2 separate regions of the Homo sapiens genome follow, and region 1 is linked to region 2. The links are chromatin contacts, found by Hi-C or POLR2A ChIA-PET in ENCODE. All regions are on one chromosome and are shown on one strand. The core of a region is the stretch at or near the end of the contact, and the rest is flanking DNA. Distances in the headings are between cores, read along the strand shown.

Region 1 (7,463 bases), core at 3,317-5,816, 43 kb before region 2:
ATCCTCCTGCCCTGGCCTCCCAAACTATTGGGATTACAGGTGTGAGCCACCGCGTTCAGCCACGTGATGTCTTGGCTTGTACTCTGAGTCAGCTAGAGAGTCATTGGAGAGTTTTGGGAAAGGAGTGGCTTGTGTAAAGAGATGAAAGAAACAATCCAGGATATCCAAGAAAGGAAGTGGCAGCTCCAGGAAATACACGCAGTTTAGTCCTGCAGGAGAGTTTAGTAAAGACACTAGGACCAAGGCTGGAAGGTGAATGGCAGCCACATCTCAAAGTGCCTTCTGGTAACTTTAAAAATAGGGATATACATCCCCCTGTAGGCCACTGGAAGCCAATGGAAAACTTCGAGCAGAGAGATGGAATCAAATATGCCCGCTGTTCACGGTCTTTGTTATTTGTCATGATAGAGGTGGGCGCCAAAGAGTTTAAGAATGACTGGACAGTGACAGAATTCCAAGTACCACTAGAGGGGAGGGAAAGGAGATAATTTTCATTAGATCAGAGGCCTTAGTCCAAGCCCCCCAACCCACACAATTGAGATAGCCACATTCCCACATACCCCTGAGGTAACTTGGAAAATACCTGGGGTTTCTCTGGAACATTAGAGAGTTTACCTGAGACTTCTGGTAGGCTGAGGGAGACAGATTCCTGTCTAAAGGGCAGGATCTGGAAGAGCAAGGAGGTGCTCTAAGAAAGACAGCAACAGACTTGACCCTGCAACTGTAAATCAAGAATCCAGGGACCCAGCTCACTGGCTGGAAAACTTCAGTGTTCAAAAGAAACTCAGGGAGTTTCTGAAAATGCAGATCCTGAGTCCCACCCCGGTTATCTTGATTAAGTAAATGTGGTCCAGGAACTACAGGTTGAGAAACTCTACCCTCCTGAGGGACTTGTGGATGTTCACACAGATAGTGATAAAGGCTATGGAGAAAGCTTAAAGTAGGCAAGGAGGAAGGAAATTGTAGTGAGGAGGGGCACCGTTGCCATTTTGGATAGGGTAGCCAGAGAGGGCCTCACTAACAAGGGGACATTATAGGCTGAAATTACATGTAAAATTTTGCATATATGTCACTTCATGAGAAAATACACACATAACTTTCAAGAGATTCTTAAACAGATTCTGAACCAAATTAAAACTAAGAACTACTGCAGATTAGTTAGCAGAAAATGGAGGGAAGTTCAGAATCTGTTTTCATTTTCAATATCCATAAATACTTTGACCTTAAACAGTGGTTTTCAACCTTGGCTTCACATTCAAATTACCTGGGGAGCTTTAAAAAAATACTGACGTCTGGATCTCATCTCCAGAAAATCTGATTTAATTGGTTTGGGAGCGTGGTCTGGGAATTGGGATGTTAAAAGCTTCCCAGAAGATTTTAATTGCAGGAAACCTAAGAAAAACCAATCTAGGGTTTCAGATGAGCCTCTCCTTGTGGTAGGAAGGCTGGGTGATTATGGCTGTTAACCTGCTAGCAAACTGAGACTCCAGAATGAGTGATGAACCCTAGGTCCCACAGATGGTGAGTAATTCAAGACTCAGTACCTGGTTCTTAGCTCCTAATTCAGTGTTCTGCCACTATCCCACCTTGGAACAGAGACCAGTGGGGTTTGATCAGGAACCAAAGGTGGGCACTTGGACTCCTGTGCTGGGAAGGGCAGGCCCAGGGGAACCCCTCATGGAAGGAGGCCCAGCATCTAGGAAGCACAGTAATGGAGGTGCTTGTCACTGGGGTGCTAAATGGGAGCGGGGCAGCTCAGAGGAAAGTGGGTGGAGAGCTGAAAAAGCCAGCTGCCCCCTAGCAGGCCAGTGAGAGAGGCCAGAACTCCAATGCCTCCTTACAGCAACCCAGTCAACCCTGGCCTCCCATCTGGCCAGATTCTAAACCAAACAACAACAACAAAAATCATCTGAGATAAATAACATTAATAGTTTCGTGACCTCAGAGAATCCAATGCCCTTCTTCATTCCTCAATACCAGCCAGGATTGCTGATGTATGGGGGAGATGGGTGGTAGGTACAATGGAAAGAAGTCACCATCCGAAAAGCAATGCTTTCATCAACTAGGTAAAAGCCTAAAACATCTTCAATCAGAACAAAGCTTTCCACTGTCCAAGCGGTAATGAGTAACAACTTCAAAAGCAAATGCCCCCGGGAGAGAGAAGACCTTAGATGAAAAGCTCAAGACCTCGATGTTTAAACTAATTTTTAAACAGAACCCTTTTCACAAAAAAATCTGTATATGTATGTTTGTACACGTCATACTATATCATATGTATGACATGTTATATTATACATATATGAATATTACATATACACTATATTATTGCCTATCACATGTGATAGACATAATATTTATAATGTTATATGCACATAGAACTATAAAATCAATGAAAGTAAACTTGCTGTGGACAAAGCAGGGGCTGGGTCTGGAAATTACCTGATGGGCTGGAGGCGATCCAGAATAAATGTTGTCTCTCTCCCCCCACCTGCCTGCCCATTTCTCCTTCCACCAAGCTGGCTTGCCCCTGAGCTGCCTCAGCAACCCCTAGGACAGCTTGAGAGAGCTGTAGGAAGGAACTCACTAATGCACTGGACATGCATTGAGAACCTACTATGTGCTTGACATTGTGCTAGACACTGGGACTGCATATGGGGGAATAACAGCTCCTTTATTCAAGGCCCTCATGATCTCCTGAGGGTCGTGGGAGGAAAAAGGATAATTAAGCAAAATGTGGTGGGAACTGAATAAGGGAACTTACCGAGCATTACAGAATATAGTAGGGCCCCTGAGGAAAGGCACCTTGGGTGGGGGAGGGTGGCTGGGAGGTGGGAGCTCTCAAGGAAGTCCTCCGAAGAAGACCCCGAAGGTCAGTTTCATTCCTGAGAGCCAATGTTCATAAGATGACTGGGGATTGGGGAGCAGAAGGGCTTTGGCAATTGGGAGATGTATAGGGCTGAGCCAGACAGAAGGAAAAGGCAGGGCATCAGGGGTGCTGGAGACCAGGGACATCAAGGACAAATCTCCCTACATCGGAGGCTTGCCCGGGCTGGCACTGGGCAGCCCCAGTGCCAGGACCCCAGGCTCTCCCAACAGCATGTAAAGAAGAGACCACAGGTCCCTCCAGACCCACAGCCCAAAAGGGCAGGTCTGGGGCCACCAAACTGGGGCTCGGGCGTGAAAAAACCTACCTTTGAAGTGAAAAGATCAAAATGGCTTTTGAGAAATCAGATCTCCTCAGCTGGATTTCAGCCCTGAGAGCTGGCTTTGTTGCAGCCAAGCAGTAAAAAGAGAGCAAAAGCACAATAAAGTTCTAAGGAAGGAGGGGGCCGCCCAGCACTGGCCTGGCCTCCGAGCAGACCCTCCTCCTGCAAACATTTGAGCAAAGCAATGCACAAGAGGAAAGAAAGAAAGCAACAAAGACCCTGAGCCAGGGGCAAGGAGGCCACCACCACAAGGAACACAGTCGGACTTCCCGCTGGAGGAGCAAACTCCCTCTGCAGGAATGATGGTGATAATTGCTCACCTGAGACACTGGGGACAAACAGGAGAAGGTGGCGTGTGGTGTCACCTTCAAAGCCGCCACTCCTCTTTCACAGTGTCCCCTTAAGAAAGAAAGCAAAAAGCACAGGCAATTTTAGTGGGTTTTGCTTTTTTTTTTTTCCCAAGGCTCTTGTCTACTGTCTCAAAAACTGTCTTTTCTCCTTTGCTCCTTCATCTTCCTCCTTCTTCCCTGGGACTCTCCCTTCTCCTTTGACACCATGACAAAGAAAAATGCCTGCATGGGCCTTGTTTTCCAGATTCAATCAAGGCTCAAAGCTTTTATCTTGTTCTTAATAGCACCTTGCACCGATAGAGCCCGGCAAGGCTTTGCGGGCCTTAATTATTTCCCCAAGATCGATGAGACCCCTCAGCCCCCTGGGCAGCAGCATCCCACGGCAGTTTTCCAGATGGATGAGCTGCGTCGAAAGCTGCAGAGCAGACAGGGATGCAGACAAGGTCCAGCACGCCCAGCAGAGCCTGCGGCCTGCGGGTTCCTCGGGCGGGTATCTCGGGCCAGCTGCCTTGGAGGCAGGTCTGGGCTGCCCTATTTCTCAGATACCCATCTCCATTTCCGCCCCCCAAAGGGGATTTTTCAGTGAGATTACAGGCTGATAAGGCCCTCCCAGTTCACAGGAGAGGAAACCTAGGCAAGGGGACTTCCTGGTGCCACAGCTCAAGTCTGTGACAAGAGACAAGAGCCAGGCGTGAGGATTCCCCTGCCTGCCTTCTTGCCCACTGGGTCCCATCTCCCCATTAGAAGGGAGCAGTAGGCTTTCCCAGGCCTCTCAGCATAGGCAGCTTCATTTATACCCAGCATGGGGAAGCCAAAGAGTGCCCTGAGAGAGGAAGAGAGGTGCTCATTTTCTGTTCCATCGCCTCCCTGTGCAGCCATCACACAGGAGGAAATCACACTTGCAGTAAGAGCTGGCTGACAAGCTTGTCATTCACACTAAAGAGCTAGCATCAAGCAGCTCAATGTGCCGGGCACCACCTGGAGCAATCTACAAGCTGCAGCCTATGACATCAATGCCCAAACCTGGGGGAGGGTGCAAAATGCTAAGAGACTAAGGGGATTAGGAGGTTGGGCCTCTGATATCTTACCTGATAAGAAAGTGCATTGAAGAGCAACGTAAATTGGTAATAACAGCTGCTAACTGTTACCAAGCTCTTCTCCTGTGTTTTCACAAGGTCTCTTTCATTTTACCTCGTAGCAGCCCACAAGGTATCTTGCTTATAATCATCCAGCCAGAAAGTGGTAGAGATGGGATTTGAACTCACACACTCTGGCACCAAAGCCCATGCTCCTAATTCCTTTACCAAGCTATTCAGCAAAGCTTTAGGCTTCCTGACAGGAGGCAGGAGGTCTTTAGGTAGAAGGCACAAGACACTGCCTAATTTCCTCACACTTCCAAAGATGTTTTCCAGCCTGGACAAGCGACACATATTTAGTTATACTGGGTGACCTTCCAGAAGGGACAGGCTATGTCTATGTGCTCCCTGATGGTGGGAACCATATTTGATTCTTTTTTGCATTCTCATCACCTAGTACAGTGCCTAGATCAAAGCAGATGCTTTAAAAGTGCTTGCCGACTCCTGGCTCAGCCCTATACAGACCGTGCAGCCAGAGGCAAGCTACTCGACGTCTCTAGATTCCAGTTCCCTAATCTGTAAAATAAGGACAATAACGCAGCCCTGCCAGTGTAGCTGCATGATTAGAAGCCATATGTGCAAAGCCCCTCCCACAATGCCTGGCACAGAGTAGATGCTCAATAAACAATGGCTGTCATAGCTGTCTTCAAAGCCAATATACTAAGGTGGGATTAGACAGACCCATGGTTCTTGTCTAAAAGCAGGATGGGGCAAGAAGGAGTAGCTCACAGTATTCCCATAGGAGTTTTCCAAGCAGCCTTCTCTAAAACTTCTCTTTTATTAATAGAACTTCAGAAGGCTCTGTGTCCCTCAGCATCTCAAGGAGGAAAGATTCTGGGGAATGTTTGCTGTACTAGACACTTTGATGGGTGCTGGGTGCTCCCTTTCTTTTTTCTCCCAACAAAACCCCAATGTCATGCAGGTGGCTACACTCCTCAGTAGGGCCTTGTGCTCCCAGGAACCCTGGCCCCAGTTCCAGAGGATGAGACATGGTTGATCTAAAACCATTGTGGTGATTCACACATCATATCAGGGATTAATTTAGGCATAGACCTAGGACATGCTTATGGCTAATGACAGAAAGTCGGTAAGAGACTTCTGGAAAGAATTTTTCTTGTGGACCAAAGATGCACGAGAGCAAACAGTCCCTTTTCTCCCCTTGGATGTGATCATGATGATGCACCACCTGGAGCTGTGACAGGCATTTTTCACCCATGAGGAAAGCTCATGCAAAGCCTAAACCAACACACTAAGTATGGCAGCAAAGAGAAGAAAGAGCTTCTTCCTTAATGGCAAGATGGAACCACTGAACTAACCACACCTGCAGCACTCCGCCTCTGGATTTCTTGCTATGTGAGATAATGCTGCTTGCCCTTCAAGCCAGTTAAGTCAGTGATTTCCATTGCTAGCAACCGAAAGGATTCTGAAAATCTTGCCATCTAAAAAGATAATCTCAGAGAGGAAATAATCCTTAAATTACTCCAAGAGAGAACAAAATATCCTGAGTTGAATGAGAACCCCTAGGCTAAGGCTCAAATACAGACATTTCCACAAGCACAGGGTGAAGCCAATCGCAATACACTTGGGTCCAAACAGGTGAATGCAGTCTTGGGAAGGAGCAGTCAGGCTTCTGATTTCAAAGCAATCCCGGCTTCTCAACCAGTGATCCCAGAAAGCTGAGGAGCAGCAGATCTGAGGAACCTGTGTTCAGACTGGAGCCACAGCCTGGCCCAGGGGTTCTGGTTTCCTCCAAACTGAGGGGCAGCCACATTCCACTCTTGGTGAGCAGATCACAAAGGCTGCTATGTGTTTTGCTAGAGAAACACACAGAGAACCAAGAGAGAGGTCTAAGCAAACACCTGCATGGCCACACCTTGCCAAACACCCCACAATGCACAAAATATCTTAACCTTCTGTACTTCCTGGGGTTCACTGCAGGAAAGGGGAAAAGAGGAACACACAGGGGGCATCAGACACCACTCAGTCAGCACAATATCTACTGCAAGGGTCCCAGGCACTGTTCTCGGTGCTGGCCAGAGATGAAGTGGTTGAAAGCTTGCCACTTCTGCCCTCAAGGGACTCTTGGAGTGGGTGGGTGGGTGTAGGCAGATGTATACAGCTCTAGTATACCTGAAAAGATCCTTACAAATGCCAGGCAGTAAATACTGACTGCCAAGAAGGCTCTACAGGAGCTGCGGGCATTAAGAGAATGGAGTTACCCCAGCTGCAGGATCAGAGGATCTGAGATGGGCATGTGGCTGTTCGATCCTTTTCCATTTTTTCCAGAAGAGCTATCAGATCTGAAATTCAAAGCTGGCTTCCCACCATCAGATCTCCATGGCTTCAGCATGGACAGCAGAAAAATCCAGTGGTTTATCACGGAATCCACTGCACCAGGCAGGGATATAGCAATTCTGGCCTTGGGGCCAAATCCAGCCTGAAGACTATTTTTCTACAGCCCAGTAGCTACAAATTGTTTTTACATTTCTACTGGGTTGTTTAAACAACAACACAAAGAATATGAGAGGGAGAAGTCCGGGCCCTGGAAAGCCTAAAATATTTACCATCTGGTCTTTTACAGAAAAAGTTTGCCAATGCTTGGCCTAGGGAGGCCACGATGGCCAGAAACATAGCCCTTATTTGTCAAGATTTCCTGGAGGCCCTTCTGGTAAAACCTGAATGCCTTTGGCTGCTAGAGGTTCATCTCGAAGGTCTTCTCCTGGTTGGTCCAGGTGCTCTGGGTGTGAGAGAGGCAAGTTCATGGGCTGAGG
Region 2 (7,240 bases), core at 4,325-6,824:
GGGCCTGAAGGGAACCCGCTGGATGCAAAGCCGAGGTAACCTCTCATCCTATTGTGCCATTCCTTGTCCACCTCCTATAGACACAGACACACACACACTGTCACAAAACGACAAGATGGTATGCATGCCGCACCTAAAGGGAATCAGGGAATGAATTCATTCATTCACTGATTCATTTATTCAACAAATTTTTGCCTGGCACCTTCTAGATACCAGGCCCTGCTGTGGGCACAGGGGACATAACAGGGATGGAAATAGATGTGTCCCTGTCCTCAGGGAGCTGACTATCTGGTAGCAGTTTTGCATGCGGGAGCTCCTGGGAAGAAGAAAATGCTACAGGATTTTTAGAGGCCATGATCCCAAATGCAAAGGATAAGGCTGTGGCAGGGCAGCACTCCCCACTCGCAGCCTCTGTCTTGCTTTCTTGCCTTCTCAAGGTATTTGCTACTCAGCGAATTCCCTGACTACAGGTTCTCCAAACCAGTTGTGTTCAGAGTCTGGCTGTGAGTATCTTAAATATACAGATTCCTATAAACCTACTCCTAGAGATCCTTCTTCTGTAGGTCTCCAGTGGAGTCCAGGAAACTGTATTTGTAAAAACTTTCCTAGGTGACTCTGAGACATATGCAGGTGTGGGAAACCCTTACACTTAGCTCTGAGTTCCTTATTTGTTACACTTTTTTTTTGTCTTTTTTTTTCCTTTTTGTGGAGAACGGGGTCTTGCGACATTGCCCAGGCAGGTCTCAAACTCTTGGGCTCAAGCTATTCTCCCACCTCTGCCTTTCTAAAAGCTGGGATTACAGGCGTGAGCCACCGCGCCTGGCCCGAGTTCCTTATTTGTCTAGGTATCTGTAGGACCTAGATCAGTGTGGGAATGAATGAATGAATGAATGAACAGACAAATACATGTTTGAGGCATGTTTGGAAGCTTGCATGTGGCTGTGGTCAGCAGTAGAGGCTTAGAGGACTGGTAAAGCAGTGTGGCCCAGAGTTGCTGGGCTTACTAATACCACACGATGGGTACACAGGATGGGGGCAGGATGTGGGTCCCGAAGCCAGCAGGCCTGGGCCATCTTGCCAGTAGAGTCAGATGAGCTCAGTGTATGTGGAGTGCTGATGACTCAGAGGAAAGTGGAGTTCACAGTCCACAGCCATCTCGGAACATCTCAGAACGTCCCACAGCCCATCTGTGCCAGGTCACCCAGAGATGGAGGTGGACAGACAGTGTGGGATGGCCCTGCACCCTGAAACTCCCAGGCACTACCTTGCATTGTCAGTTTCTAATTTTACACACACTGGGGAGAGGTCTGCTGTGGGCCAGGCTGGCCACCAGCGCTGGGTAAGTAGGGACTGGCCTAGCCACAGGCCTCAAGGATGCCGAAGTCTGGTGGGGGAGACAAGCATGGAGAGAGACAGAGATGGCAGAGGCCAGGACAGGAAGCCTCTGGGCATCCTGGCTGAGGACAGGGTGGCACACCCAGAGGAGAGTGAATCGTGGAAATGCCGAAAGCTAAAGAGAAGGTAGGAACCCTAGGGCTGGGGTAAAAATGTATAGGGTTCAGTTGGAGAGTGATGTGGAAGGATTCCCACACTGAGATTTCAGTGCAGTTTCAACCACTTCCTAGCTATGTGACCTCAGACTTGACCTCCCAGAGCCGCAGTTTCCTATCCCATAAAATAAGAATGATAATAATTCCTACCTCTCAAGATTATTGTGTTGACAACACAAGAAATCAGGTGTGAGAACATGAGCACACAATACGTACTCAATAAAATGGAACAACAACAACCACTCACTGAGCCCTTTTCATACACTTCTCATATGTATAACACAACCTGAAGGAACTGTCTGTCCTTAGCCCCAGCTTTCAGATAAGGAAACAGAGAAGAGAAGGAGATAAATGGTGAAGCCAGAACATGAACCCAGGTCTGTCGCATGCCGGAGGCTTCACTGTAATACTAAGCCATAAGCAAATATATTTTTGAAAGAGAGGATGTTCAAAAATCATAGTATCTCTGATTATCATGATAATCAAAAGTAGCAGCTTATTGGAATTTCATTCAGGATTAGAAAAATTGGTCTGTATCCAGAGGATACTACTAATCTCTTCCTTGTATTGAGGACTTACTGGGTGCAAGGCACTGTACCAAGCACTGTTAGAACACCACACAAAACACCTTGGTTTATTATTTTATAGATATACCAAGAGGGACTTGAAAAGATTAAGTGCCTCCCTAAGGGCATTCGGTAAGTGAAAATGGCTAAGCCAAGATTTGGACGGAAGGCTCCTAGTCCTTGTTGCCTTGTTCCAGTCCAGTCCTGCTGTACTGCAGATTCCCACCAGAGATCACAGAGCAGAACATGCAAAAGGTAAGACTCCTGGGACACATGAGGTATTTCCCAGATGATATCCTCACTGGGACTGGTATCAGACTTGGTGGAGGTGAGAAGGAAGAAAAAGAAAGGGAACAGAGACAGAGTCCAACCCCAGGGTGAGCCGCTGTCCTTTCTACAGGCCACCAAGAAACTCCTGCTGCCCTGATTGACCTCTGTTAGAGCTTCAGGGACAGGGTGTAGGAAGACACCTTCCTACATGGAAGCAGCAATTAGAGGGACTCTAGAAATCTCATTTCACCGCAGGTGTCCATCCCTTTCTGGTGGCATTGATAACTTTGTGATGGCCCCATCTGCTTTGGATGGCTTCTCCATAAACTCCAGGCACGTCAGATTTCTTTTGTCTGTATGGGTGAAAGGCCATTTGTTGTTGTTTGCTGGTTGGCTGGTTTGGTTTCTTTTTTGAGATGGAGTCTTGCTCTGTCGCCCAGGCTGGAGTGGAGTGCAGTAGCATGATCTCAGCTCACTGCAAGCTCCACATCCCAGGTTCACACGATTCTCCTGCCTCAGCCTCCTGAGTAGCTGGGACTACAGGTGCCCGCCACCAAGCCTGACTAATTTTTTTTTTTTTTGTATTTTTAGTAGAGACAGGGTTTTACCGTGTTAGCCAGGATGGTCTCAATCTCCTGACCTCATGATCCACCCACCTCAGCCTCCCAAAGTGCTGGGATTACAGGTGTGAGCCACCGCGCCTGGCCAGTTTGGTTTCTTTTGTCAACTAAAAATGAAATGCAGGCCTTCTAAACTGACGCTGGATGTGGAAGCCCACTGACAGGTGGGTTCCTTCCCTCTCCCCATCTAAAACCTCCCATCCATCCATGATGCCTGTCCTTCCAACCTCATGAGGTGGCTTTGGAGAAGAAATGAGGTCATTTAAAGCATTACAACAAAACAAGGGAGTTTTTGTTTGGTTTGGGATTTGGTTGGTTTTTCCCTTGTTTTAAGTCATGACACTGAGCAGTATTGCCTCTCTTTCAATGGGTAAGGTAAGCACTTAATTCTGTAGTTCTAACTGAGGAATATGAAGGCCTGAGCTGGGATGTTGCTGAGCATGTGTGTCTCACATGTATGTGTGTGCACGTGCACACACACACACACTCTTACACAATTAGCCAGACAGACTTCCAACATGCCCCTCCATCATCACCCAGGTAAGACAAGTGAAGGGAGAATTCAGAGACAAGAGATTTTCCTTGCTCTTGTGACCCTATTGGCAGAAACACTGGAGGCCTAGACATTTCCACAGCTCCAGTGGTCCCACTGCTTGAGGTGAAAGTAGGAGAGAAGAGGAGAGGAGATTTGGCCTTCACCTCCCATGCCCCTGGGAAGTAGGGCAGTCAGAGGCAGCTCATCTGGAAACTGAGCCTTTGTGAAGTCCAGCTACAGCCTTGGAGATGCTGGTGGAACATACCCACAGCCATGCTCTGATTCTTCACAGCTGCCACAGCTAACCATTGCTTTTGCTCAGTGAAGACCTCACATGGAGAAGGAGCAGAATGTCAAGCCTCAAGTGTTTGTTTCTTTTTTTTTTTTTTTGAGACAGAGTCTCGCTCTGTCGCCCAGGCTGGAGTGCAGTGGAGCGATCTCAGCTCACTGCAACCTCTGCCTCCGGGGTTCACGCCATTCTCCTGTCTCAGCCTCCCGAGTAGCTGGGATTACAGGCACCCACCACCATGCCTGGCCAATTTTTGTATAGTAGAGATGGGGTTTCACCATGTTGGCCAAGCTGGTCTTAAAATCCTGACCTCAGGTGATCCGCCCACCTTGGCCTCCCAAAGTGCTCAGATTACAGGCGTGAGCTACCATGCCCAGCCTGTTTCGATGTTTTTTATAGATTCCCCCCGCCACACCCACAAGCTGCCATTGCCTTTAGGTAGGACAAATGTCCTCTCTTCTCACTTATCTTAGACAATTCCTTAAATCCATCCCTCTACTTTGACTAAAATATAAGCTAAGTCTGGAAAAGCTCAGGCCAGGAAGCTGTGTAAGTGATATCATAAATGTTCTACTCATGGATATAAATGTCTTAGGGCTTTGTCCCCTTCCAGCAAAAGTCAGGCCATTCTGTGGAAAGAAAGGTTAAATGAAGTGAAAATTAGTGACTAAAATGTTCCTCTTTCTTTAGTGAGAAAAAGCAAATCTGCATTTAGCAGCTTTTCTGCTGTCCCAACTCCAGGTATTTAACTGGAGCTAACCACTTTTGAAGTGAAGAGAAAAAGGGAGAGAAGTGAACCCAAGGATGGGAAAGGAGACAGGGCGAGACACCAGAAGGATGGCTGAGCCTGTTATGCCCAAAGCACCCTCATTCTAGAGCTGCATCTACGGGACTGGTAGTTCTCCTTAAGAGAGAGAGAACCACCGTTGAATTATTTGTAGGGACAGGGCAGAGATCACCCACTCCCACCACATCCACACAAGGGGGAGAAAGTCCCAATGTCTGAAAAACAAAAACTTATAAATAGGGAAGTGTCTGAGGCTAAGAAAACCAGCAGACACCTGACAATTTTCCTTACGCAAATCTCAACTAGTATACCAAAACAAGTGACTAAAGCTGGCATCACTTATGAAGAAGTTGACCTCTGTTTTCTACAGTCAGATGACTAGAGTCAGAGTCTTAAAAAACAGGAAGTGCCAGATGTAGTATCAAATGACCCAGACAGTGAAAAGTAAGGCAGAAAACTAAATTGGAAGACAGGAAGTCACAATCACACCACAAACAATACAGATATTTGTCTGAGATATGCTTGGCGGGGTGCCTTATCACGGCCAGAAAATGGAGGAGCACGGCCGAGATGTTTAGCAGAGGCCAGGCCACCAGCAAGGGCCAAACTGACACCCTCCTGGAAACCTCTTCTCTGCAGCTGAGAAAAACTTCAGGGCTTATATTGCTGGATGAAAGTGCCATTTGCAGGCTTAAGGCCAAATACCATTACTAAGCCCTGGGATTTAGCTCCTGAAAGAAAATCTCTGGCCCTCCCCCACCCCACCTCCTCCTTGCCCATCGTAAGAGTAGTGGCCCTCTAGTGTTTCTGGCAATGATTCCTCCTCCAGGTAACAGCATGTTCACCTTGCCCACCCCTCCCCTACTCTCAGTCTCCACTCAGCTGATTTGAGTTGGCCCATGATGCTGACAGCAAACCCCTGGTCATACTGACTGATTCAGGAGTTACCCTTTTGGAGCCCACAAACATGACTCCTGAGATTCTGCTGGAACTATTGGGAAATATAAGCTGTTCATCAACTGGAATTACTAATCTGGTAGCACAAAATCTTAACAGCTGCCAGAAGCTACCATGTGGACAGAACCTGCTGGGGAATTAAAACCAACACAAAGGAAAGCAGCACAATTAACACAGAGAAAAAAAAGAGACTTTGTCTTTAGGATTTGATTCCAAACTCCTGGATCCATCTTTACCTGAAGCTAGGCCACACTGCTGGATGTTTCAGCAGTGAGTCCAATCATCTCTTCTGATGGTTTCAGCTGGGAATCTGTTCAAAGAGTTATAATACAGTAAGCAAAGGGTCTAGTTTCTGGTCTTTATGAGGTATTCAGCAGGACCCTCTCTCCTCTTCATTTGTACTGATTGTCTGCAACTATATTCACCATGAGCCTTAAGCGAAACTTCTTTGTCTCTCTGAATCTTTTCTCCTCTGGGATAAAGAGGTTCAACCAGAACAGGACTCTAAGGTCCTATGCTGAAATGATGATTCCAGAACTTCGTGATATTCTCCTGAAATGTTTCAGATCCATTAAAGCTCAGAATACACTCAACTTTACATTCCAGTGAATGATTTCTATACCTTTTCTATATAGCCCAGAGGGTCAGTATTTGCCTGGACACTTTTTCAATATTACAGAAAACAAGTAAGAAAAATATAAGTTATCTGGAAAATATTGGTTGAGGAAAGTTCTTCAACTAAACATTACCTATGACTCTCTTCTCTAAAATCGAGGTGGCCAAAAGCCACAGGTATCGGAGATGTAAAAGTACTGCCCGTTTCTGCCACCCAAGATTTCTGTGGTCCCTGGGTAGGTGGTAGACTGCTAGTACCACAGACAATATGTGAAGGCACAGTCCTCAGGAAAATACAAGTTCCTTTAAAAAAATTTTTTTGAGACTGTGTCTTGCTCTGTCACCCAGGCTGGAGTGCAGTGGTGGGATCACAGCACTGCAACCTCAAAGTTCCTAAATTTAATTGTACACCTTTTTGATGAACTTTTTATTATCCAAAATTATTTAGGCTGTAAGTGACAAAAACACCAGCTCAAAATGGTTCAGACAAAAAAGCTTATTAATTTGGCTTGTGTAATTTTTTAAACGATCCACATTCAGGTACCCAGGTGCTCAAACACTGTCTTCAGGAACATGTCTCTCTCCCTCTGCCTCTTGGTTTTACTTTATTCTCTGGGCAAGCTCTTCTTATTTATTCATGTAGATAATCTACCAGCAGCTCCAACTTTATACCCTACCAAGTTAGCAGCCCCAGAGGAAAGCAAGCACCTCTTTGTCAATAGTTACATAAAAAACCCCAGAGCTAATACCCATCGGTCCAGCTTGACTTATATGTGTCCATCTCTGAAACAAGCACTATGATGCCAACTGGCCGGACCTAGGTCACACACATATGCCAGTACTCCAGAGGGTGGGGTCAGCTCTATCTGGCCCACACATTGGCTAAGGCTGAGGAAGGGATGCTGACCCCAAGGAAAACTAGAATGCTGCTTCTAAAGGAAGGGGAAATGGATGTGTGGCAGGGAAAAAACAAACACTGCACAGCTCTTGAGCCAAATACAAAAGGCCCAGCCTGGGGTGCAGTATGTTTCCTTCTAAATGGAGGCATCAT

Evidence for each region. Hi-C counts contacts between places; a loop is a spot of excess contacts on that map. ChIA-PET counts read pairs that join two places held with the same protein, here RNA polymerase II (POLR2A). Pooled maps may share reads with other maps.
Region 1: a loop to region 2 is called in a map of natural killer cell, with 4 times the contacts of the local background. The contact joins two enhancer-like sites. A Hi-C loop is called at or near these places in 4 of 168 maps with a recorded cell type or tissue (CD4-positive, alpha-beta T cell, CD8-positive, alpha-beta T cell, naive thymus-derived CD4-positive, alpha-beta T cell and 1 more), 2 of 37 single-sample maps with no recorded cell type and 12 of 50 pooled maps. POLR2A ChIA-PET finds 5 or more read pairs at or near these places in 13 of 52 experiments (CD4-positive, alpha-beta T cell, CD4-positive, alpha-beta memory T cell, GM12878 and 10 more).

Annotation. Positions count from the first base shown.
Region 1 is chr2:136,278,459-136,285,921 of GRCh38, reverse strand. No RefSeq gene overlaps it. Among named protein-coding and RNA genes, the nearest start is that of CXCR4, 160 kb to the right of the region's middle. RefSeq lists an enhancer at 3,154-3,655. Within about 2 kb of position 4,566, at least 3 of the 41 ENCODE cell types and tissues checked have a DNase peak (open chromatin) inside an H3K27ac peak, as active enhancers do; they include CD4-positive, alpha-beta T cell, CD8-positive, alpha-beta T cell and natural killer cell, where a contact is called at or near this core.
Region 2 is chr2:136,236,730-136,243,969 of GRCh38, reverse strand. No RefSeq gene overlaps it. Among named protein-coding and RNA genes, the nearest start is that of CXCR4, 120 kb to the right of the region's middle. RefSeq lists enhancers at 1-294, 4,732-4,801, 7,031-7,240 and a silencer at 1,517-1,811. Within about 2 kb of position 5,574, at least 17 of the 41 ENCODE cell types and tissues checked have a DNase peak (open chromatin) inside an H3K27ac peak, as active enhancers do; they include CD4-positive, alpha-beta T cell, CD8-positive, alpha-beta T cell and natural killer cell, where a contact is called at or near this core.